2 separate regions of the Homo sapiens genome follow, and region 2 is linked to region 1. A link is a loop called in an ENCODE intact Hi-C map of the cell type or tissue named here. Cell type or tissue: CD4-positive, alpha-beta T cell. All regions are shown on one strand. Each heading gives the region's core, and the rest is flanking DNA. Links, peaks and the distances in the headings are about the cores only. Region 1 holds the start of MIR6825 (microRNA 6825). Region 2 holds the start of PODXL2 (podocalyxin like 2).

Region 1 (16,099 bases), core at 266-8,265:
AGTTCCCCTCATATGGTGTCAAAGATGGCCAGGAGCAACTTTGAGCTAACATCCTGCCTCTACAACTCAGGCAAACAGTGCCTGTTTGCTGATAGTGCCAGTGTAGACCTGGGATTTCCTCTGACTGGCCCACCTAGGATCCCATCCTCATCCCTGAGCCAAGCACTGTGGCTAGCAAGGAAAGGGGCACTGTGAAGCTGGGAGGGCAGCATCAGCTCAGCTGGACCATATGGACTGAGGGAGCCCACAACAGAATTGGGGAGCTGGTACTAGAGGGGAGGGGAATGGATGCTGGGTGGGGAAAATGCCCACTGCATCCTCCATCCATTCGTCCCCCATCTGTCCATTCTGTGAAACCTCTTTGGAGAAGACATCTTACTTGCTGGGAGAGCCTGCATTGTCACCACTTGGTGGTCCTGGCACGTGTTGCCTGGGGAGAGGTGTCAGGGCTGTGGTTGAGAAGGCAGCTCCAAATGTGGGCTCTCCTGGTATAGGCTCCAGGTGTGGGCTGTCCCAGTATAGGTGCCAGGTGTGGGCTTCAGGTGTGGGCTGTCCAGGTGTGGGCTTCGGGTGTGGGCTCTCCAGGTGTAGGCTTCCGGTGCGGGCTGTCCTGGTGTGGGCTTCGGGTGTGGGCTGTCCAGCTGCCTTCCTTCAGGGCGCCCTTCCCCTGTCTGCAGGGCCTGCCTGACTGGAGTCCTCCCTTCTCTGTGGCCCTTAGATACCACCACATGAGAGCTGAGTGGCTCCCTGGTCCCCTCCTTGTGGTCTAGCCCAGAACTTCCCAGTCAGAGGAGTGGGCTGTGGGCAGGCAGAGAGACAGACAAGGGGCTGGGGAAGCCTGGAGGTTGTAGTGGCCTGATGTCCCTCACACCTACAAGATGGTGGTAGACAGGACTGGGAACTGAGGCCTGCTTTCTTTGCTTCTCTCCCACTGCTTCTCTCACCATTTATTCATTTGTGTATTTATTCAACAGATATTAAACACCTACTGTATGCTAGGCAGATGTCCTTTTGTGGGGTAAGGGGGAGTGCAGGCAGGGAGAAAGAGCCAGGGCTAAATGTCCAGGAACATATAACAGGGCCCAGCCCATCAACTTTTGGGGACTTTGTCCTAAAGAGTTCAGGAGGCAGTGTTAAGAGTGGACTCAGGAAGTCCAGCTCTGAACCCCAGCCATGCTGCTGTGTGACCTGGGGCCAGTGGCTTGGTCTCTCTGTGCCCCAGTGCCCTTCTGCATAACAGATGTTGATCTGCTTTAGCTATGGTGTTCATGTGAGCACCTATGAAGTCGTCTGCATAGCTGCAGCCCAGTGGGAGCCTGGCATACAGTAGGCGTGTGGTAGTTTGTTGCTTTTACTGCCTGCCCTGCTGACACAATTTCTCATGGCACAAAAGACAGAGTATATATGGATCTGGGCATGTGTCAGAAGACCCAACTGAGACTCACAGAAGCCAGTTTTTGACTGAGAAACTGGGCAGTTCCTGGGCCTCAGGCACAGCAGGATTTGGGGGCACAGCAGTGCTGCTGGGGCACCATCTCCATCTCCCACTCAGCCTGGGATCTCCCCGATGGCCCTGCTCTCTCGCCATCTGCCCTTGTGGCAGCAGGGTGGTGTCCATGGTGCCAGGCTTGCATGCTGTCCGTCTGCCTTTCCCAGCAGCCCCACCTGACATCCTGGGTCTCTCTCACAAGGCTCCCTTGGGGCCTATGCCCTTCCCTGAACTAGCCCTGAGGCCAGGGGAATGGCACACACCACTGGCCAGTGCTGCGTCCCAGGCCCATCCCTGAAGCCAGGAGCGGTGGACTCAGCCTCACCTGGAACCACCGAAGTGGGGGTGAGAAGGGAGAGGAAGGGGATGGATATACCAGGCCGATAAGCACCACAGATGCTGAGCAGGCACTTTGTGAAACCTGCTGGGCTGGTGGCTTCCCTAGAGGTCTCTGCACCTCTTCTCGGTGACCTTTTGCCTGGTCCCGCATGCCTCAGAATTAAAACCATGAATACGGTAATAACAGCAAATGTATACTTGGCCCTTCCTGGGTGCCAGGCAGGCTTCTGCTGCATCTGTTAATCCATTTGACCCAACAATCAAACACAGTAGGTTTTGTTTCTGCCCCCATTTTATAGATGAGAAAGCTAAGGTACAGAGCCAGGAAGCAGCAGCGTGCTGCTTGTGATGTGAACCTGGCCCATCTGGCTCCACCATGCGCACTCCTGCTCACCAGCCCAAGGCTGTTGGTGCTAGCCAGGAAGCTGGGGCCCCGAGAGGGAGGGCCAGGCTGGAAGTCACCTGCAGTTGAGGGTCTGCAACTCTGTGAGCCTTGCTTCCTGGAGTGATCCCCACCTCCCTGTGTCCCACCCTGACTTTGCGCCTTCCTCCTTTCCGACCTCAGGAATCAAAGGCTCCTGTAGATATGGGGGTGGGCTTGCTGCCCCTGCCGATGCAGAGGCTCTTGTTCCCTGACTGCCACACCACTCCCTTGCCCACCAGGTGTTTGTGGTGGCGCTGGTGGGCATTGCCCGGGCCGTGGTATCCATGACGGTGAGCACCTCGAACGCTGCAACTGTTGCTGATAAGGTGCGGCTGGGCCCTCTGAGGGAGGCCAGGGAGGCCTGGCCTGGGGTGGGCTGGGGATGCTGGTCCAGGCTGACGCTGTGCCCACTCTGCGTGCAGATCCTGTGGGAGATCACCCGCTTCTTCCTGCTGGCCATCGAGCTGAGTGTGATCATCCTGGGCCTGGCCTTTGGTGTGTGTACCGCTGGGCTCTTGGGCCCTGGCGATGCTCTCCCCTGCCCCTCCCTGGCTGTGGGCTGACTCTGGAGTGGTCACCTGGGCTGGCTCCTGCCTGCTGACCAGCATGTTTCTTCCAGGCCACCTGGAGAGTAAGTCCAGCATCAAGCGGGTGCTGGCCATCACCACAGTGCTGTCCCTGGCCTACTCTGTCACCCAGGTAAGAGGGTGAGTGTGGGCAGGGGACGCTAGGAGTCAGGGCACCAGGCACCCACTGCTTCTGGGTCTGGGTCAGGTTTCCAGTCTTTATCACCTTCAGAGTTCTCAAAACTTTGCACCTGAGAAATCACATGGGGTGCTTGTTACCGAGGCACATTCTGGGGTCCCCTGGAGATTTGGATCCAGTGGGCCAGGGCGCCAGGATGGGAGGCTCAGGACTTGCCGTTTTAATAAGGAGTTCAGGTAGGGATGGTGCAGGTCCGCAGACCCCCCTGAGAAGCATGCATCTAGAGGCCCCTTTCTTAGATTGGGGGCAGGGACTGCACCTTGTCCATCTCTGCCCCCTTCCCCATGTGACTCAGCCCAAGACTGGGCCGGCTCTGGATGCTGCAATCAGTTGGGCAGGACATGGCCAGGGAGCAGACTGGGGCAGGTGAGTTGAGGGTCAGGCCAAGAGGCTGAACTTGGTGTGGTGGAGAGCTTAGGGGGCTTTGCATCAGGGAAAGCCCCTGGGAGAGAGAAGCCTTGAGATCCTCTCCCTTCCTCCCTTCCTGCTTGCCCCTGCAGGGGACCCTGGAGATCCTGTACCCTGATGCCCATCTCTCAGCTGAGGACTTTAATATCTATGGCCATGGGGGCCGCCAGTTCTGGCTGGTCAGCTCCTGCTTCTTCTTCCTGGTGAGGTTCAGGCTGGGGCAGCTGGGGTGGCTGGGGCCTTAGGGCCAGGTAGGGATTGGATTCCTGGGTTTCTGGCTGTGGGTCTGGGCTGGCGCCCCCAGCACCTTCTCAGCCCTGCCTGTCTCTGTAGGTCTACTCTCTGGTGGTCATCCTTCCCAAGACCCCGCTGAAGGAGCGCATCTCCCTGCCTTGTGAGCAGCTGGCCGGCGGCTCTGGGACAGGCGGGGATGGGAGGGAGTCTACCGGGCCACTGTAGAGCTGGTAGCTGGGAGCTGGAGCTGTAGAGTTCCAGGCTGGGAGCTGGAGAGCCCTGGGTGAGAGGGAGGCCTAGAGGGGCCCCGGGGGACACACCAGGCTTGAGGGTAGTAGGTGCTGGAGGCAGAGCCTGGCCTGTCCAGGGTGGGACCTCACGACCCACCCTGTCCGGCCCCCAGCTCGGAGGAGCTTCTACGTGTATGCGGGCATCCTGGCACTGCTCAACCTACTGCAGGGGCTGGGGAGTGTGCTGCTGTGCTTCGACATCATCGAGGGGCTCTGGTGCGTGGGGGCCGCAGGGTGTCTGCCTCGTGGGGGCATGGGAAGTGGGCGGCAGGGTGTCCACCCGCTGGGGGCATGGGGAGGTGTGGAGTCAGCATGGGGCTAGGAGGCCCCGCGCTGACCCGCCTTCTCCGCAGCTGTGTAGATGCCACAACCTTCCTGTACTTCAGCTTCTTCGCTCCGCTCATCTACGTGGCTTTCCTCCGGGGCTTCTTCGGGTGAGTCTGTGGCCGCCGGCGCCCCCGCGTGGCTGCCGGCGGAACTGCGCCTTCTTCCAGCATGGGTGTGAGGATTGAAGCTGAGAGGCTGTGTATGCATACAGTGCGCATGCGCACGCACATACATACATGCACTTGGGCACACACATACAGATACACATGCACATGCACACAGATATACGCACACCCACCCACATGTGCATGGACACGTGCACATGCACACACGGATGCACAAGCATGCACACATGCACATGCACACACAAACACGCACATACGGATACACACGGGCATATGCACACAAACATGCACGTGCACACCCACATGCATGCATACACACATGAACACGTGCTCAACATATACATACATGTAGATATATGCACATATCCACATATACATACATATATATGCACATTGTATGTACAGTACACACAGACATACTCTCCCCACGAGAGAGAGAGTGACTATGCACGGTGTTCTACATTGCTGGTTTTTATTTAATAATATATTAACTCATTCATTCGCAAGCATTCATTGAGCACCTACTGTGTGCCAGACACTGCTAGAGCCAGAAGATGCGAGGCCCACAGCGGATGCAAATCCTGTCCTCACAAAGCTTGTACCCTGTTGGGGGAAGACTTAAGTGGGGAGCAGGTTTGGGGTGGGAAGTCAGTTGGATTCTCTGGGGGTGAGTACACTGCTGTGCACATGTGCATCTGCAGAAGCGTCTGTGAGATGGGATGCTGAAGACATGGGATTGGGGGTCCCACTCCAGACCTTAATGTGGTCGGAATGTGGGTGTTTTGTCCCCCCTTTCTCACCTGCCAGGTCTTGTGGGGAGGGGATCAGCCTCCCACCTGGGTGAAGCTGGGAGAGGGCCAGACTGGTCCATGGCCCCAGCTTGGATCTTTGCACACAATTTCTCCCCTGAGCCTCAGGCTCCTTTTTGTAAATTGGGTGTAGTGTGTCCCCCTTGGAGAGTTGCCCTGAGGGCCGAGGGACGAGGTCAGAGTGGAGTGGGTGGTAACATGAGCAGCAGGGGTCACAGGAGTGGGGGCGGAGGCCACAGCCAATGTCTCCTGAGTGCTTGGGCAGGCACTGTTGAAGCCTCATGATTTATGTCCATTCTTCCTCCACACGGTGTCCACACACCCATTTCACCATGAGGAAGCAGGCACAGATGCCCCCCGCCTGAGCTCACACAGCCAGGGGGAGGAGGGCTGGGTTCCAAAACAAGTCTAGATGGGCTCTGGGGTCCAGCTCACAGGCCCACTCAGAGTGGGTGTCAGGCGACTGTTGGTCAATTCCTTCCTTATCTGGTGGCCCCATCAGCCTGGAGAGGAAGGCTCTTCCTGAATCACTCAGTGAGGCTTCCATGCCCCTCTTTTCCTTTTATCAGCTCGGAGCCCAAGATCCTCTTCTCCTACAAATGCCAAGTGGACGAGACAGAGGAGCCAGATGTACACCTACCCCAGCCCTACGCTGTGGCCCGGCGGGAGGGCCTGGAGGCTGCAGGGGCTGCTGGGGCCTCAGCTGCCAGCTACTCGAGCACGCAGTTCGACTCTGCCGGCGGGGTGGCCTACCTGGATGACATCGCTTCCATGCCCTGCCACACTGGCAGCATCAACAGCACAGACAGCGAGCGCTGGAAGGCCATCAATGCCTGAGGGCAGCTGCCAGGGCCTGTGGAGGACAGGCCAGAGAGGAGGCCAGCAGGCCCAGAGTCCCCAGGGGAGGAGGACCAGGTCAAGGGACGTTCTGTGGGCAGTAGCCCTGTGTGGCCCTGTTCCCACCATGAGTCTGGAGGCCCCACCTCCCTGGGGCTCCCAATCCCCTTTGCCATCTCTGCTCTCACTGGGGACCCTCCTCCCCTTCCCACCTGCTCTCATACTGCTCAGTGACATGGCCCAGGCTTTCCTTCCAGGGCCATGCTTGGCAAGGTTGGCTGAGGGCACCCTCCTTCTCTGCACCCTTGGCACGAGGGCAGGGCTGGCTCTCCCAATGCCTCCATCCCATCCCCATGGTGCTTTGGCCTCCTCAAAGCATCCACCATGGTGGATGGACTGAAGTGTGTATATTTTCTTGATCTATTTTTTAATAAAAAGGAAAAGGAGCAGAAGGTGCTAATGTGGAGGTTTTGCAGGAATACTGGGGCTGGTTCCTTTCAGGAGCCTGAGGGCTGGGTGAGGGGCTGGGAGGCTCAGGGGGCCTCTGCTCAACCAAGGAGCAGTCCCCAGTGCCCAAGCCCTGGGCTGGCTGCTGGGGAGGTGAAGAGAAACAGGATCCCAGCTGCCGCTGCCCCTGCCCCTGGGCCCATCTGAGTAGGGGGGACAGACATGGAGAGAGAGGAGAACTATGTTTTGTGAGCCAGCCCCTCTCCCTTTGTCAGACACACACTGTTGTCTTGGGCAGCCGGTTCTCTCTGCTCAGCTCCATTAAAACGCAGAATGGACTTACTATTGCCATCTGTAAAATGCGGAGAAGACCCATCCTGCAGGGCCTTTTGTAAGGATTGGAAAACACTAAGCACGAGTGGCTGGCGTACAGTAATGAACGATAAGGATAGCTCTTATTTTTAGCCTCAAGAATAGTGCTTGGCACATAGTAGGCCCCCAGCAGACAGGACTCGGGGACTGATGTTTGTCATAAGGATGGGTGTGGTTGGCTGAAAATGGGAGTAAATCAGAGCAAAGCACTGGGATCATAAGGCATGAGTAGGGGAGAGGGGCCCACTTGTCCCTGCCACTGCCCTTGTACCTGAGTTCGGCTTTGAGCTTTTTGGCAGCCAGAGTGAAAGGGAGTTGCTGCCAGTTATGTAATCCCCAGAGTTGGAGAGGAGGAGCCCATCCAGGACACAGCCAACTGCATGCTTCAGAGCCTGGGGAGGTCTCAGCCCTGGCTGTGGGGACCCTGAGGATCAGGCTGTTGCCCGCCTCCGCGATCAGCCTTTTTTTTTTAGGGGGGAATGGGGTGCCGAGGGCACAAGCTCCAACACAGCTCATGTCTGTGGGGCCAATGTGTCAGGCTCCCTGGGAGGGCCTGGAGGGTTGATAGCGGACAGGGCCAACAGTACGGCCAGTGAGCTGGACTCCTGGGCTGCAGGGGGTACTGCAGGGTGCCCCTGAATGGCATACTTTATCGGGGCCTCTCAGCTCATGTAAAAGCCTGGTAATCAGGGAAGGCAAGCTCACGGCATTCTGAGTGAGCGGGGTAAGGGTTGGGGCCAGCAGGGATTTGACCATCAGATCCACATGCAGTCCAAGATGGCACAGTGTCAGCCGAAGTTTGCTGGCTGCAGTGAATGAGCAGAGAGGCATCAACAGAAGAAAAGAGACCATTTTTATAATTTTTAAGTTTGTTTTTTAAAAATAGGTCATATATGTACATGGCAAGAAAAAAAAAGGTTCATGCAGTACAGGAGGGTATTTGGTGAACGATAAATCTCCCTGTGTGGCACTGAATTCCTCTGTCCCCCTCCTGAAGCACCCAGGGTCTCCATAACCTTCCAGAGCCATCCTGTGTTCACACCAACGGATGTGTATATCATCCCTCTTTCTGTAATGCTAATGTCCTGTAGCTCACTCCAATGGATCTTGGAGATCATTCCATGTCAAGTGGAGGACTGCTTCACCCCTGCAGCTACATATATATGGATATATGGCAATTTATAAACCACTTCCCTTTTGTTTCTGAAAAATTTTGCAACAACAAACAAGGCAACATCAACAATCCTTATAAATTTGCTTTTGGTAACTCATGCAAGTAGAATTGCTGGAGCACACAGTCTTAATTAGTTTTAATTACTCTTATTAGTCTTCTGCAGAGATCAATAGTTGTCCTCCAATATATGTTGTTTTTCTCCATTGGAAGAGAATCCCTGATTTTTCGCTAGATACACAGCTGTCTAGAATAAAGACTGCATTTTCTAGCCTTCCTTGCAGGTGGGTTCTGGCCAATGGATGTAAGTATGCATGCAACTTCCTTAGAGATAAGAGGTGGCCCTTCTTTCCTGCTGACTGGAATGTGCTTATAATGGCTGGAGTGATAGCAGCCATCTTGAACCATAGGGTAATCTGGGGAATGGAAGTTTCTCATTGCAGTGCGACAGGATAGAGAGAGCCGGTGTCATGGACACTGTAGTGCATCTGTAACGACCTCGGACGTCCTACCTTCAGATGACTTTTGGAACGTATGAGAGAAATGAGTGGCTATCTTGTTCAAACCACTTTTGATGTTTCTCTTACAGTTGAACCTAATCTGAACCAAAACACCCATTCCAAGAGGCTATGCCAGCTTTCATTCCCACCGGCACATCCTCACTGACGTGGTATGCCAGTCACATTTTCAGTCTTTCTGAAGAGCCCTGCTCAGACCACGTCTGTGTGGTGTCTGGGTGCGAACAGGCATTAGGCAGAGGAGCGGCTGGATGCGAGGTTTCTGGAGTCTTAACGTGGTGACAGAGTTCACTGTATGTGGCCAAAGTCTAATCTCACCTTCCCACTGCTGCTGCACATGGACTGTGGACCTTGGGCAGGTCACAGCTTCTCCTTGATCCTCAGTTTCTTCACTAGTGGTACAGGGTAGCAGGTGACTGGTTGCCACTGGTATCCATTTTTCCTCCCTCAGTAACTGCACCCTCATGTTTGTGGGTCAGTGAAGCACCCACCTTAGAGGTGTCACCATTGAGAATTTAGGGAAGAAGACCTTGGACACAGGGTCCTCAGTTGCTGCCAAGCTCAGTGCCAGCCACATGGCCCTGAAGCAGCAGAGCTCTGAGACCTGCAGGTCCACCCACCCAGAGCACTGGAGCATGGTGATATAACGGGTGAACGCATGGCCAGTGATGTATGGGTTTGCCAGGGCTGCCATAACAAAGTACTATAGATGGGGGCCTTCAACAACAGGGGTTTATTTTCTTACAGTTCTGGAGGCTGGAATTCCAAGATCAAGGTGTCCACTGTTGGTTTCCTCTGAGGCCCCTCTCCTGGGTTTGCAGTCAGCCGTCCCCTTTCTGCCTTCTTGAGTGGTCTTCCTTCTGTGTGTGGGGTCCCTGCTGTCTCTCTGGGTCCGAATTTCCTCTCTTTATATGGACACCAGTCAGATTAGATTAGGACTCCCAATGAATGGCCTCTTTTCACCTTAGTCACCTCTGTAAAGGCCAAATCTCCAAATGCAGTCCCCTGCAGAGGTGCCTGGGGCTGGGGCTTCAGTGCATGAGTGTTGGGGGACTGACTTCAGCCATAACAAATGGCATTAGAGCCTCTCTCCCTCTGACCTCCTGACACTGTGCAAGAGCCTGAGACCTTACCAGATCCACGGAATAGGCAGAAAAGCCCTAAGCATAACTGAGGTTAAGTCTTCCTCCTGCTCAGCAGAATGGGGCCATGGTGGAAACTCAGCAACATTCTAGAAAATTCCTGGTGTGCTGTGGTGGGATTCCCCCCGCTATGTGGGACTGGGTCTTCTCCAGGACAGCCCCAGGTTCTGCCGTTTCCCTCGGGACAGCTGGAGGGGCATCGCCCTGCCCTGCCCCATTAGAGGAGGGATGAGGCCGTGTGACTAACGCTGGCTACTGAGATGTGAGTAGAGGTGGCATGCATCAGTCACTTCCAGGTGGGAGAATTTAATGGCCAGTACATTGCTCCAGCCAGCCACGGTGATGGCAGAAGCATGTGGTAAAGATAGAGCCTCTGCCAGCCTGGGTCCCTGAGGGGGCTCAGTGGGAAGAATCCCCCTGCTGAGCATGCACTGAACATGTGACCAGAAAAAGAAGTGAACCCTACCCTTTAAGCCTCCAAGACTGGAGGCTGTTTGTTACTGCAGCACATCCTGGCATGTCTCAACCTCTCCAAGGGTTAGCTGAGGTGGACACCTGCTACAGTAGCTGTGATTAATTTGATTTCCAAGTAGAGAGAGCAAGGCCTGGGCTAGGGACAAGTAACAGCTCCTGGGCTCAAAGGGTCACCCCCTCAGCCCCTGTGTCACATGGGCTCATTTTCAGACTCCATGGATCATTCTGTTAGTTTCTCCTCCCCTTCATAGCTTCCTTAGGGATGCCTGTGCCAGGGTCATAACCTGAATGCCCTAGTCTTTCCACCTCCCTTCAGCTTCCAGTGGCCTCATCTCTGTGCTTTCGGGTGACTGTGGAGGGGTGAAGGCATCTGGGGAGGAGCTAGTGTGCTGTGATGGCACAGGCCATGTACTAAGTGTGTGCTGGGCACCCAGCGCCGAGCTGCCTTCTGGAGTGCCAGCCTAGGAAGCACTGTCCCCTTCCCTGACCAACTGTTCCTGCTGTGCCACTTGCAGATCAAGGGGCCGGGCCTGGGAGAGAGGGCTGTGCCCGAGCCCAGGAGGAGTGAGCCTGCTCCTCTCCCAGTGACGATGGGGTAGGTACCTCTTGGAGCAGCTGGTCGGCCTCATGGGCTGTCCCAGAGATGCTCAGGTGGCCTGCACCTGGTGCCTGGATGTCAGACACCATGGCACCGAACCCGTTGGCAGATGGGCTCCCTGGAGGCCTGAGCCCACCCTCTGCCCCAGGCAGGTGATCAAGATGCGGCAAAGCCAGCCTGGAGAAGCAGTTGCTAAGCCATGAGTATGCCTCTCCTCGATCTCAGAAATGCCTTTTGAGAGCTGCAAGGGGTTAGAGGCACCTGCTCAGCACTGAGCCTGGTGAATAGACCTAGTGTGAGTGGCCTAGAGTGAGTGGCCACTTGCTTCTCCCCATGGCTTTGTAGCAGAGCTGGGCTGGAGACTGGACCCACACTCCCCAGGGCTGCAACAACTGAGTGAGGCCAAAAGGATATTGGTCCCAAGCTTCCCGTGTCCCTGGGGATGCGTGCGCAAGTTCTGCCTTGGGACTTGGGCTCAGTCCCGGGCACAGCAAACGTGAGGTCTTCAGGACTTCCCACTCTGCAGCCTCTCAGAGGACAGTCTCATCTTCAAAGCTGGCAATCCTGTTCACACCCATGGGTCATTCACAAGAGGTCATTCTGCTAAAGTCCTGGTAATTATCCTGCAAGACAGGTTTACCTATCCCATTTTACAGATGAGGACACCGAGGCTCAGAGAGGTGCAGTTATTTGCCCAAGATCCTAGACCTCATGGGACGCAGAGCTGGGTGTTAAGCCCAGGTCTGCCTGAATCTGCAGCCTGACTTTACCCGGGACGCAATACCCCTCTCAGGAGGACCCAGGTCAGTGGAGGGGTTCAGGGAGAGCAATTTTACCAAACTGCCCCCCTTAACAACATCAGATGTGAAAGGTGTGAATGAGAGGAGCTGGCTTTCACATGTCACATCGGAGAGGAAGGCAGGCTCATCTGGCACTGCACATGTTTTTGGTTGATGATTTAGGGGGATATGAAAGTAGTTCTAAACCCTATGTTCTGGCAGCATTCTAAACACTCGCCATGGGTTATACAGCTCCACTTTACAGACGGGGAAACCTGAGGGAGTGAGGTCACATGGCCAAATACATGGCGGTAGGGTGGGTTTTGACTCCAGGCAATCGGGCTGAGTCCAGGCCTCTGACCACTGCGCCGCACTGTCACATCTGACAGAAACACCCTCAGCACTGGAAGGGCCCCGAGCCTTGTTTCTTGGGCCATTGCATCAAAATGAGGAGCCTGTAGCCACTCCAAAACCAGTCTGGAGGATGTAGAGAAAATGCCGAAAGGATTGCTGGGATGGGACTGAGAGCGCCTGGGGTGATTATAGCAGAGCGGGGTCTGGAGTGCACACCTCTGGAGCATAGAACTAACTCGTTTCCACTCCTAGCTCTGCCACTTCCTCAAGTGAGCTGGCAGGCTTCCTGTATTCTGTGCCTCAGTTTCCCCACCTATAATGTGGGGCTGATTGTGCCTCCTTGGCTTCCATGAAGCCCCCACCCCATCCCGTGCAGGGCCTGGCCCAGTGCAGCATCTCCATCCGGGGAACTGTCCATGCTCTGTTTCTCAGCAGGACCTTCTCTGGAGGGTATAGGGGCTGCTTGTGGGGAGTGGCCCGTGTAATTGGCTCTGGGATCAGGAGCGTGCCCAACGATTTATTTCTCATATTGTTTGGGGACGGTGACTCAGCTGAATGCATTCTTCAAATCAAGATCCAAAAACCTGCTGTGAAGAGTGTTTAAAGCCGGCTCCGGGAGGCTCTGGGATGCAAGATCAGTTCTGCTTGGCTGGAGGCGAATGGTATTCTGGGGAAGACAGGGCCTAATTCGAGGTTGAAAATGTGAGAGCCACTCCAAGGAGCTGGCCCTCCCCATGGGCTGGGGCTTGCCCGGGCTGGAGCTGGGCCATGGGCTTGTGGGGCACACCCCTCACACCATTGGCCTCCCCACTGTGAGCACCTGGGCTGCCTCAGGGGCTGGCTCTGAAACCCTTGACTACAGACTGGAGTGGGTGACAAGCACCCTCCTCTAGACATTGATGCAGCCCTTGTGACGGTGGCCTTCCAGAAGGTTCCTACTCTTCCCAATTCCAAATGCTGACCCTCATCATCCTCATAAATGCAGGTATCCTGTGGGCTTGCACAATGTTTAAAATATTAGTTGTCAGATTTTAAATATTACAAGATTTCATATATTGTCCAAATATTAGGCTTCTCATTAAAAAAAAAATCAGAAGATGTGACAGTCTCAGATTGGGACATTTCTCCCCCAGTTCTGACTGGTCCTCCTGGCATGGACCATCATGTCTCCTGCCTGGCTCCTGCACATATCAGAGTTTCAGACATCCCTGCAATCCTGGGCCCTGTCATCAGGAGGATTCTCCCAGGCTACATCTTGTCCTTCCCACTCATAGCATTCTGCACATGTTTACTGAGCACCTACCTAGTATGCCTGTGCCATGCTCTATAGTGATCTAGATATAGAAGACAGACAATAAAACAAATTACAACCTTGTGTTGCCATGGAGTCCAGTCTTTTTTGCCTGCCCAGTCTTCTTAAAATAATTTTTTTTAAATAAAATAGAGATGGGGTCTCCCTATGTTGCCCAGGCTGGTCTTGAACTCCTGAGCTCAAATGGTCCTCTCGATTCAGCCTCCCAAAGTGTTAGGATCACAGGCGTGAGCCATCATACCTGGCCTGCCTGCCCAGACTTCTAAGATGCCCCCAACTTCCCTTCTGGGTACTGGCCCTTGCTTGGGCTCCTTGGTAGGAACATGCTCAGGCCTAGCCAATGAGGAACGTGCATGTGACTCAGGCTGAGCCAATCGGAATCACTGAGCTGCTTCTGGAATTCTTGAGAAAAAGAAGTGGCTTACTGCAGGGTTTGCCGAGCCGGTGGAATGTGGTTCTGGAGCTGCTCTAGCTCCCTTGTGAGAGTCTCTGAGGATGAGGCCATCAGGGCCATGGCAGAGCTTTGGAGAGGGGCAGGGCTCAGGAGCAAGCTCTCCGCCCAGCACCTGGATCCATCCGAGCCTGAGCAGGGCATGGCAGGCGTTTCCAGGCATTGCAGCCAACACAGCTCCTTTGTGGCTCAAGCCAGCTTAAGTTGAGTCTTGTCACTTGTAACTAGAGGAGCCCTGTCTTATGTGGGTGAGGGGTGAGCCAGGCAGAGGGATACCCAGGGGCTGCGGGCATGGGGAGGAGATCCAGCTCCAAGCTAGGGGCAAGGGCCTTCCAACCGGCAAGTTTGAAGGGTGAGCAGATGTCAGGGAAATGAAGGGAGGAGCAGAAAGGGAGGGCATTCTAGTCTGGGGAAGCCATGAGCACAAGACTGCTAGATCAGTGTGGATTGAAATAAGACGGGACTCTTAGAACCGTGGTTCAAATAAGGAATGAAATAGCGTCTTAGCTTTTACTAATTTTTTCCTTCATGCAGATGGCAATGATCCTCTTATAGTTTGACCAAAAAATTTCAGAAAGTGACAGATGTAAAATTAAATATTCTTAGCAGAGCAAGAAATGATCATACAAGACACCTCCTTGTGGGTCTTGCAGCCCGGAGAGCATCGCAGGTCGTGCTGGCAAAGCCCAAAGTCCAGGCACCTTAAAGACTTCTTTGTCCAAATAACCTTTCTGCAGACACTTTTATACTAACAGAAAATAGAATGGGATTTTACATTTTCTCATCAGTCTCCACACTGGAGAGAGAGAGAGAAAGAGAGAGAGAGAGAGAGAGAGAGAGAGAGAGAGAATATATATATGTGTATATAACATTTTCAATTCCCCACGTTATCAGAGGCAGCCTTATGATTCCAAAGAGCTCCTGTGTTTTTGCAGCTTTAGGGAAGGGGGAACATTTCTTCCTTCTTGTCTTGCTGAGATTTCTTTCACTGGCGGTAAGAAAGGCTTAGAGTTCTCAAGGCCAACTGTTGAAATTTCATTATTTGGCACCAAAAGGAGAAAAAAAAGCAGGCTCAACAAGCTTACAATTCAGACTACAGAAAGGTGAAGAGCAGGCTAGGATGAGTCAGTAGGAGAATTGGGGCACATGCCATTTGCACCATCGGTGAGCGGCATGCCCCCTGAATGTGCCTGGGGAGGTGCAATTGTTCAACTCAGCCAGTGAGGGGGGTATGAGGGTGCGCTGCTGTGGACACACATAGCCGGACCAGAGGACCTTAAATAAAGAGGGGATGGAGCTTGAGGTGAGGAGGGGGCAGGCTAACCAGTCCATGCCCCAGGCTCCCTCTGGCTTTGTGCTCTGTTGGCCTCAGCCCTGGCTCCTATCCCAAAGGTGGCCTCATAGTCCTGGGATGGCAGCTGTGGCTCCTGCTGTCCAGTTCTGTCTAGGTCCCTGGGGCTCTGGGCCAGAAGCCCTTCCATGTGAGGAGCTAGCACATCAGCTGTACTTAATAACTCTCACTTTCCCCTCGTTGCCCAAAAATTGCTGATCAAGTCACCCCTGCTTGCAAGGGAGGTTGGAAAAAGTAAGGTTTCCTTTTTTGAGGGGGTTGGGCACATGCTGTCTCCCATAAATCAGTAACAGAGAAAGAAAACAGATATTAGATAGGCAATTGGCAGTCTCTGCTACATGTACTAAGATATACAAAGAATCAGTTAATGAACTGGTGCTGGTGCTGATGATGGTCATGCTGGTGGTGATGGTGGTGCTGATGGTGGTGCCAGTGGTGGTGGTGATGATGGTGCTGCTGGTGGTGCTGCTGGTGGGTTTGGTGGTGGTGGTAGTGGTAGTGATGGTGGTGGGGATGGTGGTGGTGCTGGTGCTGGTGGTTTTGGTGGTGGTGGTAGTGGTAGTGATGGTGGTGGTGATGGTGGTGGTGGTGGTGGTATTGGTAGTAATGTTGTTGTTGGTGGTATTGGTGGTAGTGGTAGTGATGATGGTGGTGGTGATATTGATGATGATGGTGGTGTTGATGGAGGTGCTGGTGGTGGTGCTGGTGGTGTTGATGGTGGTGCTGGTGGTGGTGATGGTGGTGCTGGTGGTGGTGATGGTGGTGCTGGTGGTGGTGATGGTGGTGCTGGTGGTGGTGCTGGTGGTGGTGGTGCTGGTAGGATGGTGGTGGTGGTGCTGGTAGGATGGTGGTGGTGGTGCTGGTAGGATGGTGGTGGTGATGATGGTGGTGCTGGTGGTGCTGGTGGTAGTGGTGTTGTACCACCAGCAGCCAGTCATAGTTTCCCATAGTCATTCAGATAGGTCTTTCAAATGTTACCTCATAAATTAAGACATCATGGATACAATTCACTCCGATCATGTGTAATCCTTACTTCTTATTTCCCTCCTCTGACCCCTACAGTAGGCAACTACTCTCCCACTC
Region 2 (16,099 bases), core at 8,100-16,099, 54 kb before region 1:
GGCTGAGGCAGGAGAATCACTTGAACTCAGGAAATGAAGGTTACAGTGAGCCAAGGTCACGCCACTGCACTCTAGCCCAGGTGACAGAGCAAGACTCCATCTCAAAAAAATAAATAAATAATAACATGTTTAAAAATCAGGTTATAAATGGATATTTAACAATGCGGAAATATACTTATGAAATATTTTGAGTGAAAACAAAATGTCCCTATGATTCCAATTTTGCACATAAAGTGACTAGAACAATGTATCCCCAAACTACTAATAGTAATTATCTTTCAATTATCAGGTTATAGGTAGTTTTTATTTTTTATTTTATTTTATTTTTTTTTGAGATAGAGTTTTGTTCTTGTCGCCCAGGCTGGAGAGCAGTGGTGCGATCTCAGCTCACTGCAACCTCCACCTCCCGGGTTCAAGCCATTCTCCTGCCTCAGCCTCCTGAGTAGATGGGATTACAGATGCCCGCAATCATGTCCAGCTAATTTTTGTATTTTTAGTGGAGACAGGGTTTCACCATGTTGGCCAGGCTGTTCTCAAACTCCTGACCCCAAGTGATCCACCCGCCTCAGCCTCCCAAAGTGCTGGGATTACAGACGTGAGCCACCACACCCAGCCTTATTTTCTTCTTTGTATTATTTTTGTGTGTTTCAGATTTTCTACAATGTTCATGTGTTCTTTTATAATTAGAAAAGGTAAATCCAATAAATATTACCTATTTTAAAAAGAAAAATTAAAGGTTAAGTTCTGTAACACCTTGCCCCATGTGCACACACAATCACACCAATTCCTCAGTCCCTACTAAGAGATGGGGCCCTGCTGGCCCAGGACATTGGTGGAGGGGCCATGCCTGCATCTGTATCAATGTCAGCTCATGGCGGTGGGCATTCAAACCTGGAGCCCTAGGCCTCGGGCTTTCTTCGGGACCCAAATGTTCACCAGCTGGGCTCTGTAGATCCAAACACCAGCTCTAGCTCTGGTGCATGACTGAGGGAAGGGCGGTTAGAATGCCTCAATTGCTGGTCGGATAGACTCAAGGAAACATGGATCAGCTGACCTTGTGGCAATCTTCAACAGAGACAGCATAGAGCAGTAGGGAAAAACAAAACAATGAGCCCCAGGGCTTGGAAAGCCATAGGTCTGAATCATGACTGAGCATCTGAGCTGCTGTTTGACCTCAGGCCAGCTTTTAACCTCTCAGTCTCAGTGTTTTCTTGTCTACAAGGGGGGTCATATTACTTATCTCTCAGGTTATAAGCATCAGATTGAATTAAATGAGCACAGAATAAAGGCTCCCTAAACAGTGGTTAGTATTAAAGAGAAAGGGCCTCCTGGGCCTGTGAGACATTCAGGGTCCCAGAGCCTTTGCTCTGATGTGCAGGTAAACAGCAGCAGCATGGTAAAAACTGTAGGGAGAGAGAAGAGATGCTTCTGGCAAGGAAATGGTCACCTGGTGTTTTGCCTAGACACTTGGCTGGCACTCAACACATGCTCTGTAGGTAAGAAGAGCTACCTGCAGTGGGTCCCAGGTCCAGACTTGAGTCATTCAGCTCTTCCTCCTCTTCCCAGAAGTACTGTGGTGGCTGCAGAATCCGAGACTCTTCATTCTCTTCGCTGGGGAAGCCTGAGCCAGGGGCTCCCAGCCCAGCTCCCAGGCCCATGGTCTCACTAGGCTCCTCTGAGTCCAGTGGCTCCAAGCCAGTGGGCAGCAGGAGGTCTAGCAGGGAGGTGGAGGTGAGGCCCTCTGGGCCAGGCTCATCAGACCCAGCCACACAGGCACCCAGGAACGCTCCTGTGCAGACATAAAAGCCAGACAGTCAGGGGAGGCTAGAGAAGACACAAGACTGGTGCCAGGTTAGAGCATGTCTCAAATGACAAAGGTCCTGGGGAAGGGGGGACTTCAGTGGACACTCCTGAAAACCCAGAGGCTTTGCGGGGATTCTGAGACACTATTTTCATTTCAAAAAGGCCAAATTGCTTAGACTTCCCTATGGCAGGGGCAAGGGGAGACAGATGGAGACAGGCAGGGGAGAGAGAGGAATCACTGAGTCAGTGTTCCACTGCGCATGTGGTCACTCAGAAAATGCCTCCTGAGTACCCTCTCTCTGTTGGCAATTGTACTGGGTGTTGGAGCTACAAACTGAAGTGAAGACAGGGCCCATGCTTTTAAGGACCTAGCAGTATGATTGGACGAACACAGTGTTCCCCAGGCTTCCATCCTTGGCTGAAATTTCTCCAAAACTGCATTATGAATATCATTTGTATTTCAGCAATACAGTATCCTGAACATAGTCTTTAGTTTTTTTATTTTTTATTTTTTTTGAGATGGAGTCTTGCTCTGTCGCCCAGGCTGGAGTACAGTGGTGCAATCTTGGCTCACTGCAATCTCCGCCTCCCAGGTTCAAGTGATTCTCCTGCCTCAGCCCCCCAAGTAGCTGGCATTACAGGTGCCCACCACCACGCCTGGCTAATTTTTGTATTTTTAGTACAGACAGGGTTTCGCCATGTTGGTCAGGCTGGTTTTGAACTCGTGACCTCAAGTGATCTGCCCTCCTAGGCCTCCCAAAGTGCTGGCATTACAGGCGTGCGCCACTGAGCCCAGCCTCTGAACGTAGTCTTTTAAAAAACCACGTGAGGTCACAGTTCAAACTCAACCCAGTGCTGGTAATTTGACATATTTGTTTAGAATCTTGGATTCTCTCTCTCTCCTAATTTACCAAAACAAGCAAATAAATGGACAGGAAAACAAATTAAAGGAGGCCTTTTTCCTCTTCTTTCACTCTCATTCTTTAAGGACAGGAATATAGCCCTATTTGCCAGTTTCACAACTTAACCTCTAACTTAATGACCTAACCACACAAATTACTAACTTGCTGTGAGGCTCCTGGAAAGCTGCTCAAGACCTCTGGGTCTCAGTCTCCTCACCAGATAGACAAGGAAGCTAAATGAAATGACCTCTGAATTCTTTTCCAAGACTAACACTTAAGGATCTAGGGAAGAGGGAATTTCACAGTCTTCCTCTTGCTCTACACCAGATGTGTACTGTGACCTGACTTGACTACAGTACATGGCAATTTTTAGTGATGCTTATAATAAAAATAGGGCTAATATTATTGGTGCCATGTGCTTTGCTGAGCAGGCCCTAAGCTTGATACGTGCCAATACTGTGACTGGCCACTGAAAAAAATGAGCATTTCAGACTGTCCTGTGAGTCTCCGTATGAGGGAGTCTGTGCACACTGTGCAGCAGCCAGACAACTCACAGCCAATAATGCCACATCCAGCCACAGGGGTGTATTCTGGGTTGTGTGGATGGGGGATGGGAAGTAGAGACTCCAGGGTAAGAGAGACGCCCTGAGGTCAGAGACAGGAAGATGTTCTATATAACAGGAGAGAAAGCCTGGTACCAGGAAATAGGTTACACTCTGGCTTCTCTGGCTGAGTGACTTCACCACCACCAGCCTTGCTCTCCTCCTCTGTGTAATAAGGACACCAATTCCTACCATGCCTCCAGTGTGAGGGGCACCAAATGAGGTAATTGGTGAGCCATGTGTGAAAGCTGCTCTACAAAGAGCTTTACAAACCAAACTATTCTACAAATATTGTGTTATTATCCTATATAAAAAACAGAGACCTGTGAAGTTCATGGCCCGGGGAAAAAAATATTTAAAAGAGACCATGGTATCTTCAAATACATTAAAACAAAAGGTTGATGTGAATAAGAATATCAGAGTGATTCTACATGGCCTCAAAGCCAACGCCGGGGCTAAGGAGGCATCAGAGCCTTAGCATCTGACCAGGGCTAGTAAACGTCTGTGCCAACCTCTAAGATCCCGTGAAGCTCTGTCTCTCAATAAGATAATTCACAGGCCCAACTCTCAGCTTTAGAAAGTATCATCATAACTAGAGGATGGGGCTGGGTGTGGTGGCTCACACCTGTAAATCCCAGCACTTTGGGAGGCCGAGGCGGGCGGATCACTTGAGGTCAAGAGGTCGAGACAGGCCTGGCCAATGTGGCAAAACTAGTCTCTCCTAAAACACAAAAACTAGCTGGGCATGGTGGCACACGCATGTAGTCTCCAGCTACTTGGTAGGCTAAGGCAGGAGAATTGCTTGAACCCGGGAGGCAGAGATTGCAGTGAACCAAGATGGTGCCATTGCACTCCAGCCTGGGCGACAGAGTGAGACTCTGTCTCAAAAAAATAAAAATAAAAAAATACCTAAAGGGTGGGCAAGCTGTGACCCTGGGCAGGTGGGAGCCAATGGCACTGCTGTGTTGCCAGTGCTCCTGAGGACTGCTCACAGGGGATTGCCTTCTGCCAAGTCCAAACCAGGAAGCTATCACACCCCATCCGGAATGTCTTCTGCTGTCCTAGGCACCATGTCCACGGACAAAGATTCTGCTTCCAGGCAGGGCCTGGCTCCACGAAGCTGAAGTCATGTTCCCAGAGCCTGTGTCTGAATCCCTGACTCAAAGAGAGAAACAGCCATCTCATATTTTGTGGTTTCTTTGAGCCAAAGGTATTTAAAAGGCAGAGAAAGCCAAGACAATCAATTTGGGGTCCACTCCCCTTGAAGTTCCCCTTTGTTCCTGGGAGAGGATGAATTAAGGACTTGTACTCTCTCTAGCTCAAGACTTTCCCATGACCTCTTCCACTCTAATTCCCCTTCACATCACGGGGGGACCCTAAGCTACTCTTGGATTTTTTCCTAGCCCGAATATTATAGAAGAAAGCAGTATCTATCCCCTACTAGGTAGATGGGAAAGAAACAGAGTGCCCTGTCCTACCCCAAAACAGTACCTTCTTAAGGTTCTTCCTGAGAGGGGTTATCCAATGACTCCCAATTAATAACACACATCTTTGCAATGAGACTTTGTAGCTCCTCCCATCAAGAGATGAAATCTAATTCTCCACTCCTTGAATCTGAGCTACCTTTGTGAGTTGCTACACAAGACAATGCAGAAGTGATGATGTGCCATTTCCAAGGCTAGGCATCAAGATACCTTGCACGCTTCCATTCTCTCAGGATTCTGCTCAAGGCTAGCCTGCAGGAAAACAGGAGCCCATGCAGAAGAGAGCCAGATCAGCTCAGTGTCCTAGCTGAAGTCCCAAAGTGAGAGAGCCAGACAAGACCAGCAAAGGTGATAAACAGCTGATGACAAACTTGAAGGAGTTCAGCTGAGACCAGAACCACCCAGCTGACTGCAGCCTAAATTGCCAAACTACAGAATCATGAGCTAAATAAATGGCTACCGTTTTAATCCAGTGCTTTCAAACTTGAACCAGCATGGAATCACCATGAGGGCTTGTTAAAACAGAGACTGTTAAGCCCACCCTAGAGTTCTGAATCCAGCTGGTCTGTGACGGGGCCCAACAATTTGCATTTCTAGCAAGTTCCCAGGTGATGCTTCTGTCCAGGGATCAGATCTTAAGAACTGAGAATCTGAAACCACTAAATTTTGGGGTGATTTATTACACAGAAATAGCCAAATGATACATTAAGACAAATTATAAATCAAGTTCTCCTTTTGGATCAGAGTAGTGTTTGAATGGTTAAATTCCATTCATTCATCCATCCATTCATTCATTCTTCAACCAAAAAGCCTTTATTAAATGCTTATTTGGACTAGGCATGATCCAAGGCTATGTTGGTACAGAAATAAGAAAGATAGGGTCCCTGCCCCAAAAGGGTCAGTTTCTACTACAGAGACCAGCAAGAAAACAAATCATTATGGAATAGTGTAACAGTGACCATATAACTCTGTTTGAGCCACAGGGTTAGTAGGGCAGGGAGAGAGATCTCAAAGGTAGCTACTAACAGAACTGCTCATGGCACTGTACTAACTGTGCTCAGTACACTGTGAAGGAGAAAGGAGGCTGGAGGAAATAACAACACCGGGATCTCAGGAACATGTGTTCAGTTTCCCTTTCTCTAGGGTAGACAACCATGCCACTCAGGGGGGCACATGGCCGAAATGCCCCACACTTCACGATAAAGCAAAACAGCAGAGACGATACAGAAACATAGATGTGTAGACATGAGAGACGCCTCCATTAGAATTACAGTCCTCATAGTGCTTCACCGCTGGAAGAAAAAGAGAGCTCTTTTACGAACCCCTAGCAATTCCCCCTGCACTCATCTGTCCCGAACACTGCCCTCTAATCAGCGCTTCTCAGACTGAAATGTGTGTGAGTCACCCGAGTCTTCTGACACAGTAGGTGTGACTGATGCTGCTGGTCTGTGGACCACACTTTGAGTGACAAAGCTCAGAGAGGTCTTTTTATTTATTTTTTATTTTTATTTATTTTTTCAGACAGTTTCACTCTTGTCGCCCAGGCTGGAGTGCAATGGCGCGTTCTTGGCTCACTGCAACCTCCGCCTCTCAGGTTCAAGCGATTCTCCTGCCTCAGCCTCCCGAGTAGCTGGGATTACAGGCACCTGCCACCACGCCCAGCTAATTTTTTTTTTATTTTTAGTAGAGATAGAGTTTAACCATGTTGGCCAGGCTAGTCTCCAATTCCTGACCTCAGGTGATCTGCCTGCCTCAACCTCCCAAAGTGCCGGGATTACAGGTGTGAGTCACTGTGCCCAGTCAACTTTTTTTTTTTTGAGATGGAGTTTCTCTCTTGTTGCCCAGGCTGGAGTGCAATGGCGTGATCTCAGCTCACTGCAACCTTCGCCTCCCGAGTTCAAGCGATTCTCCTGCCTCAGCCTCCCGAGTAGCAGGGATTACAGGCATGTGCCACCATGACCGGCTAATTTTGTATTTTTAGTAGAGACGGGGTGTCGCCATGTTGGCCAGGCTGGTCTCAAACTCCTGACGTCAGGTGATCTGCCCACCTTGGCCTCCGAGAGTGCTGGGATTACAGGCGTGAGCCACTGCACAGGCCGAGAGGTCTTTTTAAAATGCAAATCTGGTTCTATCATTCTATCATACAGGTCAGATCCTTTGAAAAGGCGAGAAGGCTCTCATAAACTGACCATTACCTCCCCTCCCCTCTCTGCACCCACCTTCCCCAATCATACTCTACGCTTCAGACAAACTGACTACCTGCAATTTCCAGAACACAGCCGCCTCTTTTGCCTTCTGGGTCTTTGCATATGCTCTTCTGCTTGAACATCCGTATCTCCCCATCTCTGTCCTGTCCCACCACCCACCTGCTAATTCTCACTCCTGCCTGCAGTCTCAGCTTCCGAGAAGCTTTCTGTGGCCACTCCAAGTCTGGATGAGACACCACTCCTCTCTATCACAGCCTTCTCAACAAACTACTGTCACGCCACTTTTCTCACCAAATTGTAAGAGACCTTCATACAGCCTCCATTGTAAATGAGGAGTCCCTTGTTTCAATTCCACCCTGTAATTCCAGTGCCTAGCACAACCTTTTACACATGATGGGGACACAATAAAGGTTTGAATAAATAATTAGTAGTCTAATCCAACCCTCTTGTTTTACAAATGAAATAACTGAGGCCTGGTGGGATTAAGGTCAAACAGCTAGTTAATAGAGGAGCTGAAATTAGCTGGTTTCTCCCACACACACACACACACACACACACACACAAAATTTGTAATCCAACCCTCTTGTTTTACAAATGAAATAACTGAGGCCTAGTGGGATTAAGGTCAAACAGCTAGTTAATAGAGGAGCTGAAATTAGCTGGTTTCTCCCCCACAAAAACATCTTGTGGATGCTCCAGGAAGAAGAATGGAAAGCTATTACTTGTGGGGCTGGGTACCTTCCTTCCTCCAAAGGATACGTGAAGGAAGAGAATATGTAAAACAGCTTAAATATTTCATGTGCTTTAAGGGCCAGGGAAAGAAGCCAGAGCTAAAAACTAGAAGATACCCCTTTCCAAACACTCTGCCCAGGGTCCCCACAACCAATCCAATCAATTGAAGGAATCTCTTCTCTTGAAAAAGACCAAATTAGTAAAGTGATTCCCAATGTTTCACAAGCAAGAATCCCTTTATTTACATTTGCATGTGGCCCCTGTGTTTGGAAATGTTTCATCTATAAACTGTACTTATTTAATAGTTATTTTCTAATTTTTGAAAAGTGAATCAGAATCATGTAGTACTGCCAATCAGATGTGATCCAATTATAATTGAACTTTGGTTTCAGGTGGGCTGTGCTCTTATTAGAGGTAAAATTTCTATTAGACTCTCGATTACAAAGAAAAATACAGTCACTCCTGAGCTCCTATTCTGTGCCAAACAGTGTGTTAGGCCCTTCCTGGAGGTGCAACAAGAGACAGATGAACAAGAGACAGGCTTTGCCCTCAGGAAAATTACAAACTCTTGGGAAGTGGAACCCTAAGTTCTTTAGGGGATATGAGCCGATGTAGCAGACTGCTTTGCAAAAGCAGTATCCCCAGGGCTGGCAGGGAGCCAAAATACAAGAAACAAATCTGGAAAAACTCATTCATGCATTCCAGGAAGAAAAAAGTCAACTGATGGAAAATGTTTATAATAATTAAATAATACACATTGTATAGGTTCCCGGGGCACCCGGGCAGCCTGCCTTTGAGAGGGCCATGAACTGGAGATCTGTATCTGCATGCTCCAACCTCCAGCAGGTATGCTGGGAAAGATATTACTTCAGCCTTGTTAGAAAAGTGTAAACTGATTCTCCCTAAGAATTTTGAAATTCACTCTCTACAAAACCACTGAAGGATTAAACACGGGTTGTCTCTCAAACCTTGGCACTCTCTCTCGGAGCTGAACTGTGGCATGGCAGGGAGAGGCTGTGGCATGGCAGGCGGGGAGGCTGCTGCCGTCTACACCCTACTCTGGCTCCTCGGAATGGCTTGGAACTCAAGAAGACTGCTCTGCCCTCTCCAGGTCATTGTGCCCAGAGGAGCCTGTTTCCTTCCCCACTCTGGGGGATAAAACACTTTCTAGTCAGTCCAGCTGTCTGTGCACAGTACTGTGGTCTGGTGTGTTTGCTAGGCCCCTTCCCTGTCATTTCCATGGCTCCAGTGAGCCCCCACCTCTCTGAGCTCTCCCACCTGTCAAGCCAGGAACCCATAACCTTCCTCTAACATCTCTCCCTTTCCTTCTTTGTCTTCCCTTCCCAATGGTCTAATAGGAATTGGCAAAGATTTTGAAAACCCTACTGAAGAAAAAGGAATCTGGTATTTTCCCGGTTTTTCATTCCTTTTCCAGTAAACAGTTTCATTTTCTTAAAGTTATTTTTCCCTCTAATGACTGTTTTGTCTTTACATAGAACTTGATATTTTCAAAGGCCTTGGCAATGGGTATTTATTTAAGTAATTACAAGAGGTTACTTATTTTCAAACTTGCCCACCATAAGATGACACCAAAATAGTAGCTGAGACATAGCCATTCTGTGTATAATTAGTTTTGCACTTAATAATTAATCTGCCTTAATTGAGACCCCACCTGACTTAAAATTTCAGAATTACACTCTGCGTGTGATTGATTTCCTTTTTCCCTCTAGCACCTATAATTTTCTGTTACATCATCACACCCAACAGAGGAGAGAGAAAAAGATGGCACATGAAAAGGATTAGGGGATCAGCCTCAAAGAAATGAAAATCTGACCCAAACAAACACAGAAGGAGGCAAAGGAAGCAGGCTGACATTTGGGGAGGTGAAAAAAACAAGACCCCAGCGATCCTCATGTTTTATCTTACCTTTTCAAATCAGTCCCTGTGATCTGCTCCCGGTGCAAAACTCCTTTCTGATTTCCACCATCAGCTACACCCCACCTCTCCCCTAAGCAGGGTCTTTGAAGTCCAGTCTCCCTAAGCTCTTGGCAGACACCAACATGGGAGGGGCCCTGCAGCATCTGTCACACAGCTCCTCACCCTTAAGTGTCAGCGACAACAGGAACTGCTGAGCACAGTCACGCTACCTCCACTCTGTAAGCACCTGAGAAACAATGCTGACAGGTCCCTGAAGGGCTTCCACACAAAGGTGTGTAAGAAAGAGACACACTGCTAGACACACGCACATGCCCTCCAAGCAGGGGGTAAGAAGTGCGTCATGAAGAGCATGCACGGGAGAGAGGAGCCGGGAGGCAGGCTGCCTGCAGTCCTCACAGCTGGTCACATAAGCACATGGGCAGTTACAGCTGGGCCTGGGTCCATGAGGACGTTGCTGGCCAGTTCTGGTTTATGACTGTCACACAAAGAAATAGCAGACCAATCAATTGATGTTTATTTATTGAATGTCGCCTTTTTCCAAAGAGGATTTACGGCGTGAAAGAATACAGGTGGGTTTGTGTGAGTGTCTGAGCCAACACTGATGGACATGTTTTTCTGTGCACACCACCTAGGGCCTTTCTTCATCCCTAGACTGACTGTGGAGAAAATGTACCCTCCCTGAACTGAGCCTTCCCATGACATGCACAGGAATGTGCGAGGGACCACTTTCCCCTCCCAGCCATTTACCCTGGGATTCTGCCACTCTGAGTCCCAGGTTCATGGCCCACCTCAGGCAAAGACTGTTCCTCCCTTCCCATAGAGACCCTTCACTAGTTTCTCTTTCACTCACACACATCTGGACACAAAGTGCCTGTGTCTTCATGGGCCAGCTGCGTGGGAAATGTCCTGTGCACACTCCTACATGCACATACACACTCCTACATGCACATACACACATCATACTAGGACGCTATTTTGACGTGTGCATCAGAAGTGAAGTTACAGCTGGCTGATGAGTGTGCACAGGCACACATGCACACTTCCTCATCCGGGTATTCCTCCAGCAGCACCAGTCACACCTTAACATACACCGTAACACACTCCCTCTGCTCTGCCAGTGTGTGCAGGAGCTGCTCAGCTATGACCTTATTTGACCCACCTTTGCAGACAGCCCTTCTCCCCGCCATTTCCATAGTGGCCGCCTGCCTCATGGGCTGTCACACCCCATGCCCACCTCCCTACACACCCCCTCCACTAAATCCCCGTCTGCGCTGGAAGCCATCAGGAGGCCCGTCTCTTTCTCTCTCAGGCAGACACATCCCTTTCACACCTGTGCCACACCCCCAGCCCGCCACGCACCCACACAGCCCGCCGCCCGGCGTGGCTGCTGAATGGAAACCACACATCTGAGTCTCACACCTCCCTCGTGTGTGAGCTGCGTGGGAGCCTCCCGCCGTGTGCTGTCACGGGCCTTCCGTGGCTGTACGCCCGTTTTTGTCAGCTCCTAATAGAGTCGCCCAGAACAGGAGAGAATACCCATTCACCGTGACACACTCACACTCCCTCCCGGCAACGCCACGCGTAAACAGCCACCCGCGCCTCAGCGTACCCGCCCCACACTCCGCAGGCGGCCCCTGGGACCTTCACAATGCGGCCTCCTCCCCGCGTGGCTGTCACACACGCCTCTTCCCCCGAGTGCGCAGGCACACAATGCACTCGCACACACACAAGCACACGCACACACATGCACACCCACACGTGCGCGCCCCCCCGGCCCGCGAGGCAGCAGCCTGCGCACCTGCCCCTGAGAGCCGCGGCGTGGGGGCCACGGTGCTGTGTCCCAGCTTCACCGCCGCGCCTTTGTCGGGGGTCGCCCGGCACGCCAGGCGCCCGCCGCGGCCCCCACGCACCCACTCCTCGTGCGCGTGTGTCGGGGCGGCGCCGCGGCCCGGCCGGGACACGCGCGCTCCCGGCGGCGCCGCACTCTGGCCCCTTTGTTGGCGGCCCGGGGAGCTGTCCAGCACCGCGCCCACGCCGCCGCCCGCCCTCCCGCGCTCGGGCCCGGAGCGCACTCACCCCCAACCAGCAGAAGCAGCAGCGGCGAAAGCAGCGGCGGCAGCCGGGCGGCCCGCAGCAGCCGGCCCATGGTGTAGCCGTCGCCGCCTGCAGCCGCAGCGGCGCGGCGCCCGGGCCCGCGTCAGGGGCCGCGCGGGCGGCGGCGGCGGCGCGCGCCCGCCCCATTGGTCCGCATGGCCGTCACTCACGCCCGGCCCCGCCCGGCCGCGTGCCGCGGGCGCGCCCCCGCGGAGACGAAGCGGACGCGCGGGCGGCCGTCCCTCCGCCCGTCCCCCCCGCCAGGCCGGCCAATCAGCACCGCCGAGGCTCGGGGGCTTGGCCCGGCCGCCCGCAGACCTGGGCCTCGCACCTCGCGCCCGGATGCCGCTCTCTCCCCGCGCGGTCACCCGTTCCCTGGGAAGCAGAGTGGGCAGCTGTGGCAGATGGGACTGATGGGACGAGGACGACGCGTGGAAATGACTGTGAGGGTGGACAGAGGCCTGGGGTAAGGAAAGACTTCTCAGGGTACTTAGATTGGGTGAGCCCTGAAGGAGAACCTGAGAGCAAAGAACTGGACTTTAGAGCTAGGCAGTCTGGCTCAGGATCAGATTGGTTCCGAGACCTTGAGTAAATCTCTTCTCACCTCTGGGCCCCACTTGCCCCATTTGCTAACTGGGGGGTTTTAGATTATGAGAGAGGTGCTGACTTCTCTAACATGTGCTCCCTTTTGGCAACTGAAGATCCTTAATATGCCAAGCACTGTAGTGGTAAATAAAACAGGCACATCCCTCGTCCTCATAGTTTAGGCTCGTAGAGAAAACAGACTGAAAAACAAAATGGACACACATATGGTCCTATGATTGCAATTGGTAGTCGGTCTGTTAAGGAGTATAAGGGGCTAGGAGACAGCACAGAGGGGAACCTTATGCTTGCCTTCCTGAAGAAACAGCATTTAAGGTAAGCTGGCTGGCATCTGGAAGGATGAGTGGGTATTAGGTAGGAGATTGGGTTTGGGAGAGAACTTACAAGGCAGAGGGAAAAGCTCACTGATAGAGTTCCTGAGTTAGAAAGAAGCTCAGCCTCTTTTAGGGAGAGAAAAACCCCGACTACCCTTTTAGAAGTACTGCAGCTTAAATATACAGCAACCACAATTTTGTGGAATGTTACTTTATATATACCATATTAGGAAAACACTTCTTTAAAATAACAAATCGTTATTTGAATATGCTTTTTCAAAGTATATCCCCACCCCCCTATGCAGGGGTATAGCATCAGACATTGGAGATAATCTCACGGGACTCTTCCAGACTAAATATTAATACTTAGGAGAAATAGGAGTTGGGGTGGAGGAGCATAGGGAAGAAATGGGTTCCAGACAAAAGAAAGAACATGAGCAAAATGTAGCACCTTTTATTTGGTGGGTGTTAGGGGTACTAGAAAAGTGGCTGTCAGCTGGGCTTGGAAAAGAGAAATCCAGGGTGTGTCTAGACCCAGCTTCCCTCTTCTTTCCTCCTCTGAGGATGAAAGGAGCATCCCTTTGGTTTTTTGTTGTGTTTTGTTTTGTTTTTCTGTTACAAGAAACAAAGATCTTAGAAGCAAACAAGAAATGGAAGGAAACGTCCTCAATTCCATTAAGGGTATCTCCCAGAAACCTTTATTATCATACTTAATGGTGAAACCATACTTAATGATGAAACATTAGAAACATTCTCTTTTAAGTGAATGGAACAAAATAATCCTCACTACCACCACAATGATTGAATATTCTATAAGAGACACTGCAACAAGGCCTGATAGAAGAAATGGGATGAAAGTATTGGGGGAAAACTCATTATTTGCAGGTTTATCTAGAAAATGCAAGATCATCAGTTGGCAAAATAATTGAAAACCAATGAGTTCAGCAAGATTGCTGAATAAAAGATAACGTACAGAAATCAATAGCTTTTCTGTGTATCCTCAATAACCACTTAGAAAATGTAGTAGGAGAAAAGATCGCAATCACAGCAACAATTATTAAAAACTGGAATAAACCAAACCAGATATGTAAGCTCCAAATGAAGAAAACTCTAAAGCTGCCAGGGGTGGTGGCATGTGCCTGGAATCCCAGCTACTTGGGGGAGACTGAGGTAGGAGGATGGATCACTTGAGGCTAGGGGTTTGAGACCAGCTTTGGCAATATGGTGAGACCCCCATCTCTAAGTAAATCAATTAGCCAGGTGTAGTGGTGCATGTCTGTAGTCCTACCTACTTGGGAGGCTGAGGTGGGAGGATCACTTGAGCCCAAGAGTTCAAGATCAACCTGGGCAACAAAGCAAGATGCCATCTCTATGAAAAATTTTAAAATTAGCCAGGCATGGTGGCACACACCTGTAATCCTAGCTACATAGGAAGCTGAGGTGGGAGGATTGCTTGAGCACAGGAGTTCAAGGCTGCAGTGAGCTATGATTGTGCCACTGCACTTCAGCCTGGGTGACAGAGTGAGACTCTGTCTCAAAAAAAGAAACAAAAATTTAAGTGAAGGCAATCCTCAGAATGGGAAGAAACATTTGGAAATCATGTATCTAGAATATACAAAGAATTTTTACAAGTCAGTAATAAAGACAACTCAATGTTTTAAAATGGACAAAGATCTGAATATACATTCCTCCAAATGTCAATAAGCACATGAAAACATGCTCAGCCTCATTAACCATCAGATAAATGCAAATCAAAACCACAATAAGAAACCACTTCTCAGGCTGGGTACGGTGGTTCACGCCTGTAATCCCAGCACTTTAGGAGGCCGGGCTGGGTGGATAGCTTGAGGTCAGGAGTTGGATACCAGCCTTGCTAACATGGCAAAACCCTGTCTCTACTAAAAATACAAAAATTACTCTGGCATGGTGGTGCATGACTGTAATCCCAGCTACACAGGAGGCTGAGGCATGAGAATTGCTTGAACCCAGGGGGTGGAGGTTGCAGTGAGCTGAGATCACACCACTGCACTCCAGCCTGGGTGACAAAGCGAGACTCTGTCTCAAAAAAAAGGAAACCACTTTGCGTCTCACTAAGGTGGGTGGCTAGAATTAAAAAGAGAGACCACGTGTTATATAGGATATGGAGAAAGAACCCTCCTCGTACACTGCTGATGGGAATGTAAAATGGTGCAGCTGCTTTGGACATAGGCAGTTTCTCAAAAGATTAAGCATAGAGTTACCATATGACTTCATAATTCCACTCCTAATACATACCTAAGAGCATAGAAAACATATGTCTAGTCAAATACATTACAGGAATGTTCATAGCAGCATTAGTCATAATAATCAAAAGGTGGAAACAACCCAAATTCTCATCAACTGATGAATGCATAAATAAAATGTAGCATACCCATACAATGGCATGTTGGTCAGCAATACAAAGAAAGTACTGACACATGCTACAACGTGGATGAACCTTGAAAACATTATTCTAAGTGAAAGAAGCCCATCACAAAAGACTACATATTATATGATTCAATTTTTATGAAATGTCCAGAATAGGTAAATCTTTAGCAATAGAAAGCAGATTAGTGGTTGCCTAGGGCTGGTGGGGAAGGAAGAGGAGTAACTGCTAATGGGTATGTTTTTTGGGGGAAGGGAGTGATGAAAATGTTTTAAAAGTGTGATAATTTGCACAACTGCAAATATGCTAAAACGATTGAATTGTACATTTTTTAATTAATTAATTAGTTTATTTTTGAGACAGAGTCTCGCTCTGTTGCCCAGGCTGGAGTGCAGTGGTGTGATCTTGGCCCACTACAACCTCCGCCTCCCAGGTTCAAGCGATTCTCCTGCCTCAGACTCCTGAGTAGCTGGGATTACAGGTGTGTGCTGCCACACCCGGCCAAGTTGTACATTTTAAATTATGTGGTATGTAAACTATATCTCAATAAACCTGTAAAAAACACAAGAATACCCAAGCTCACATTTTATCTTGTTTTTTTTTTCTTTGAGACAGGGTCTGGATCTGTCACCAAGGCTGGAGTGCCAGGGCACCACCATAGCTCACTGCAGCCTCGCTCTCCCAGGCTTAAGTGATCCTCCTGCTTCAGCTCCTGGAGTAGCTGGGATTACAGGTTTGTGCCACCATGCCCAGCTAACTGTTGTTATTTTTTTGTAGAGATGGGGTCTCACTATGTTTCCCAGGCTAGGCTCCAGTGATCCGCCCTCATTGGCCCCCCAAAGTGCTAGGATTATAGGCATGAGCCACCTTGCTGGCGTAAATTATCCTTAATATACAAACACACACACACACACGTATGTACACACACATTATGTAATATCGGTATGTTTTAAATGTTTACATATATGTATCACATCTTGTTTTTTCACTCATAATTATCTTTCAAATTAATCCAT

Evidence for each region. A loop is a pair of places that touch in the nucleus more often than their neighbours do. Peaks named below come from ENCODE experiments on the same cell type or tissue, not always from the same donor. Only the 100,000 strongest peaks of a DNase experiment are listed, where the experiment ranks them.
Region 2: it touches region 1 in a loop (2.2-fold over the local background); 4 of 110 quality-filtered maps call a loop at or near these places.

Annotation. Positions count from the first base shown.
Region 1 is chr3:127,563,469-127,579,567 of GRCh38, reverse strand. TPRA1 (transmembrane protein adipocyte associated 1) reads left to right here. Exons shown (of 11, transcript NM_001136053.4): 4 at 2,492-2,578; 5 at 2,675-2,747; 6 at 2,872-2,951; 7 at 3,518-3,628; 8 at 3,759-3,819; 9 at 4,063-4,165; 10 at 4,303-4,383; 11 at 5,780-8,336. The coding sequence ends at 6,047. MIR6825 (microRNA 6825) reads left to right here and starts at 4,237; the gene lies at 4,237-4,302. RefSeq lists enhancers at 3,533-4,111, 4,112-4,691 and a silencer at 4,079-4,258. In CD4-positive, alpha-beta T cell, for the core only: CTCF peaks have their summits at 4,215 and 4,426 (motif pointing left); a DNase peak (open chromatin) is centred at 4,417.
Region 2 is chr3:127,624,935-127,641,033 of GRCh38, reverse strand. It overlaps PODXL2 (podocalyxin like 2), which reads right to left and starts at 11,849. Exons shown (of 8, transcript NM_015720.4): 1 at 11,745-11,849; 2 at 1,511-1,789. The coding sequence starts at 11,814. LOC107986126 (a long non-coding RNA gene) reads left to right here and starts at 12,071. Exons shown (of 2, transcript XR_001740892.2): 1 at 12,071-12,228. RefSeq lists enhancers at 1,689-2,189, 11,147-11,206 and silencers at 11,607-11,736, 11,847-11,916. In CD4-positive, alpha-beta T cell, for the core only: no CTCF peak of the experiment used is centred there; DNase peaks (open chromatin) are centred at 10,723, 11,193 and 11,933; H3K4me3 peaks cover 1,293 bases; H3K27me3 peaks cover 1,145 bases.